2 separate regions of the Homo sapiens genome follow, and region 1 is linked to region 2. Evidence: read pairs that join two places in POLR2A ChIA-PET (ENCODE). Cell type or tissue: OCI-LY7. All regions are shown on one strand.

What was found. Peaks named below come from ENCODE experiments on the same cell type or tissue, not always from the same donor. Only the 100,000 strongest peaks of a DNase experiment are listed, where the experiment ranks them.
Region 1: POLR2A ChIA-PET joins it to region 2 with 7 read pairs; 2 of 35 experiments call an interaction of 5 or more read pairs at or near these places.

Annotation. Positions count from the first base shown.
Region 1 is chr10:33,101,047-33,103,546 of GRCh38, forward strand. All of the region lies in intron 1 of IATPR (ITGB1 adjacent tumor promoting lncRNA), which reads right to left. Among named protein-coding and RNA genes, the nearest start is that of IATPR, 15 kb to the right of the region's middle. In OCI-LY7, no CTCF peak of the experiment used is centred here; a DNase peak (open chromatin) is centred at 1,235; H3K4me3 peaks cover 332 bases; H3K27ac peaks cover 620 bases.
Region 2 is chr10:32,975,474-32,977,973 of GRCh38, forward strand. No RefSeq gene overlaps it. Among named protein-coding and RNA genes, the nearest start is that of ITGB1-DT, 5.8 kb to the right of the region's middle. In OCI-LY7, no CTCF peak of the experiment used is centred here; no DNase peak of the experiment used is centred here.

The DNA of each region.
Region 1 (2,500 bases), 130 kb after region 2:
TCATTTTCTCAGCATAAGGAAATTCCAACAGAATAACTGAGAAGATTGACTCCCTCTTTGTTGCTCCTACAGCCCATCCTGGCAGTCACTACTACTGGAAGGCACTTAGCTAGTCCAGACCAGGACAAGTTCCTCATTGTTCCCAAGATGGCCTCTCACAGGAGACAGTCATTTATGGCCTTTCCTTGAGTCTGGGGCTGACATGCTCATGCTTGTCTATCTTTATGTGGAGAGTTCAATAGCCAATTGTTCCTTGCCAACCAGCTACTGCTCACTAAAGAATCATGGAACAAACACATTTCTATTTTTAATTTCTTATTTAGAAAAAAATAACATAGGGCACCATTATAATCAAATGTAAGTTTCTTTTCTTTCTTTCTTTCTTTTTTTAACAGCAACTTTGTTCTTTTTGCTTTCAACCCTCTTTCCTAGGTATCTAACTACATGGTTGAGTCAAGGTGAACTCTGTATTATTTCATCCTATAGAAACAAGCTGGTTTTCATCACAACTTAGCTGTACATTTTACAGTAAACCTCGGGTTCTAAAACAGGTCTTTCTAAGAAATGAGTAATGGAACAGAGAGAGAAGCTTAAAGGAAAAGCCAGTGTTTGGCTTCCTGAAGGGAGAAAGATTTAACATGACAGGGTGTGAATCCGAGGGAACGCTGGCTAGTAATAAAACTAGGGGCCTGCAGGAAGGAATCTTGGAAGATTTTGAAGGTAAGTTCCAATTAGAGGATAAAAGAAAAGGAAACCTATCGCTAAAACAAGGTTGTGTGATGATATTTGCAGCTGGGAACATGATTAGAATGCAGAGGTGATAATAAAACACAAGTGGGGAAGGGAAACTTTGAAGAACTAAATGAATAAAGAGGCAAGGTAAAATATTTTAAATTATGTTTAATGAGTTTAAGCTAGAACAAGGCAAGAAGCAGAACTGAAATACACTGAGAAAAAAATAAAAAGAACTTAAATAACACTCTTTGCTGTAACGAGGTGGGGGATGAAAAGAGATGAGAGAGTCTTACCCAACAAAGGGCTGCACTTAGGGGAAATCAAGGCACTAGCATCCTATAGGTGGGAGGTAGAAGTGGGTAGGGTGCTCCCCCTCATTCCTGGGCTCCCCTCCATTTTCTGTTAGCTGCTTTTCTCAGTTGCTTATACACATATAAATGCCTCGGGTTGATTTTAGCCCTAGTGTACCTGCATCCTGACTCATGTCATTGTGCGCTGAGGTGTGGCCAGCAGACTAGAGTGCAGGTTAACAACATGGCACCCCGTTGATGGATCACCTACTCTTTCAGTACTTAATCGTACACTGCAGCCTATGCCACATCATTTTTTTTTTTTTTAATGTGGGGTCTTACTCTGTCATCCAGGCTGGAGTGCAGTGGCACGATTTCAGCTCACTATAACCTCTGCCTCCCAGGCTCAAGCAATTCTCCCACCTCAGCCTCCCAAGTAGCTGGGACTACAGGCGTACATCTCCACACCCAGCTAATTTTTGTATTTTTTTGGTAGAGACGGGGTTTCATCACATTGCTCAGGCTGGGCCACTTCATTTTGAAGGTTAATGTGTTTTGTTTTGTCAGCGGGATGATAAGCACTATGACAAGGACTCTAGTTGATTCTTTTTTGCTTTTCTCATGGTACCCAACATAGTGCTATAAAAATAGAAGGTAGACAAGAAATACACACAGGATGGAGAACTCTGTCCCATAGCTGTGGGGGTTTCTGAAAGGCCTTCAGGAAAAAGAGCTTCCAGATGTGGGGGCCATCTTCAGAAATCCTGCAGTCCTCAGGCAAATCTGGATGGTCTTACACGTCCAGGGACTGAAGAGAAGTCAACACGCTTCTATGATTGCTTGCAGTAGTTGCACTTAATCAGCTCTTGAGCTGTTGCTATTCTTCTAAGCAATACAGGGACCGAGGGGCTACCTTGTTTGCTTCTCCCCAGTCATGTACAGTCAGTCGTGCCTCCATATGGATGGATTTACATTGCAGAGGAACTGACAGGGAAGAGTGAGAGTCACAGCTTGATGGAGGTGTTCTGGGGCCATTTATGTAACTCACTTCTCTGTGCCTGGACTCCTAGAAGATGACTTCTAACAGAGTCAGTGTTTTGGATTCAACAGAGATTTTTCACTTTAGCAATTTAGAAAAATAAGTGTTTGGCTCTTCTCAGAGCCAAACATTTATCTGATTAAAGAACATAGAAACATGTGGTTGATTACATATGTTATGTTCAGATATGTGTTCTTTTACATCTAATATTTCAATATTTCTCCATTGTGACCAGGGCCAGCTCCTCTTAGTGATCAATGATTCAGTCCAGGTCTAGGGCTTCATCTTGACCATGAATATTTCGTTCTTGGATATTTTGCTTTCCTCATTCCTGAGCCTCACTGAGCGTTTCCTGTTGTTTTAAGATGAGCTCTTCTCAAACGCTTTATCAGCTCAATGCCTCTCCCAGGTGGTACTGGGCATGCTGTCATTGCTG
Region 2 (2,500 bases):
CCTTGCCCCTTCTGAGTTCCTATTTTCTTACACATTGTTACATTTCTTCTCTGCTATATAAACCCCTAGTTTTAGCCAGTGGGGGAGATGGATTTGAGACTGAGCTTCCATCTCCTTGGCTGCAACACCCGATTAAATCCTTCTTCCTTGGCAACTCTTCTCTCAGTCGTTGGCTTTCTGTGCCCATAGCAGCAGGACCTAGACCAAACCCTTGGTGTTTTGGTTACAATTTCCTATAGAAGTTTTTTCAGGTGCTTCAAATTTGACAGATATTATCTTTCGGATCTTTTTCAGTGTTGTAGTTTTCCCTATCACAGCTGAAAACTTAAATACTATTTATAGCAGGATTCGTTGTTCTCTGATATACTTTACAGAAAATGTTTTTAATACTGATTATTGGGTATAGTTTGATATACACTTAAATTTGGTATGAATCTGGATTCTGAGAACTTTTACTCATGCCTCATGCTGTTTTCATGAGGTGATTTTTTTTTTTTTTTTTTTTTTGAGACAGAGTTTCACTCCTGTCGCCCAGGCTGGAGTGCAATGGCGTGATCTCAGCTCACTGCAACCTCTGCCTCCCGGCTTCAAGCAATTCTCCTGCCTCAGCCTCCCAAGTAGCTGGGATTACAGGTGTGTGCTACCATGCCCGGCTAATTTTTGTATTATTAGTAGAGATGGGGTTTCACCATGTTGACCAGGCTGGTCTCGAACTTCTGACCTCAGGTGATCTGTCCACCTCGACCTCCCAAAGTGCTGGGATTACAGGTGTGAGCCACCACACCCGGCCTATGAGGTGATTTTTGCTGATAATTTTGAGGCTATCACTCAGGGTTAGAGTAATTAGACACACCTTAGTGATATTTGCTATCTTCCTTTTTTATGTTTTGTTGGTGCTTTAGTTGCAGCTCATGCCAAAATCAATTAAATACCATGAGCAGGGAAACCCTTCCTGTTTCATGTCAGCACCATGATTTAAAAACTTAGATGCTCGTACAGCCTTTGTATATTGCCTGAAGGATGCTGACATTCACTGTGATGCAGCTGCACTTCCTGACAACCCATCACTGTCTATTACATGAATCATTCCGATGGGTGTCATTACAGGGCATCACTGTGCCCTCTTCTAGCCTTGTAGGGACCTCTATTCATCTCACTCTAGAAGCCAAATGGATGCCAATGCAGTAATAGCACTGTTATTAAATAGGCTACTTAAGCAGTATTTTCTCAATTTAATTTGACCGTGCTTTACAGGGAGAGTTACAATCCTGAGCCACAATTAAAATCCTGATCATAAGGTACTCACTTTTTTTAGACGGGCATATTAATGTTACTGCTTATTTTTAGTGGCGTTCTAGGGTCATGCATATACTGCGCAAAATAGAACAGCGGGCTGAGAGTTCAGAATGTGCAGGGCTTTGGGATGACTTGTGGCTTGGCCCAGGCTAGTCACTTACCCCTTTTAAGACATCACTGAAAAAAACGGGAGTTCTGGGATATGTCTCCCAAGGGAACAACTGAGCTTCCCAATGGGGTGGGCAGAAAATTAACCTAGGTGGAACTCATCTATGAATACTTGAGTGTCTACTTCTTACAAATCTGTCTCTTTGTCCCTGTTTCTGACATAGGCATCCTAAGGGGCTCTAATTTCTCAGCGTTCACAATATACTAGACACGTAATGTAATAAGCAATCTATTTATATTATTTCACTTGATTTTTGACAACCATCACATGAAATAAATATTAGGATCCAAGATTATAAATTAGGAAACATAGGAAGCAAAAGCTTAGAGTAATGACATTCAAAGTGTGATCTAAAAGCTGTTAACAATCCACAAATTGGGTTCGGTGTATACTGCTCGGGTGATGGGTGCACCAAAATCTCACAAATCACCGTTAAAAAACTTACTCATGGAACCAAATGGCATGCATTCTCTTTCTTTCTTTTTTTTTTTTGAGACGAAGTCTCCCTCTGTCGCCAGGCTGGAGTGCAACGGCGTGATCTCAGCTCACTGCAGCTTCCGACTCCCTGGTTCAAGTGATTCTCCTGCCTTAGCCTCCTGAGTAGCTGGGATTACAGGCATGCACCACCATGCCCAGGTAATTTTTGCATTTTTAGTAGAGACAGGGTTTCACCGTGTTGGCCAGGATGGTCTCGAACTCCTGACCTCATGATCCACCCACCTTGGCCTCCCAAAGTGCTGGGATTACAGGCATGAGCCGCCGCACCCGACCCACCCATTCTATTTCTAAAAAACAAAAGAAAAAAAAAAGCTGTTAACAGTCCACAATGAATTTAGAACAAAACTTGAGAGTATTGAGGAATATTTATAGCAATTTGGCATTGCTAAGATATTTTTATTGCATTTTGCAAAAGTATTGGTCCATAACAGATGGGAAATAGCAAGAAAGGAAGAACAGAAGAAGTGAAGGAAGGAGAAAAAAGCAGGGACAAAGGTTAAAAAAAAAAAAACAAACCCTGATCTTTCACTGTAGACA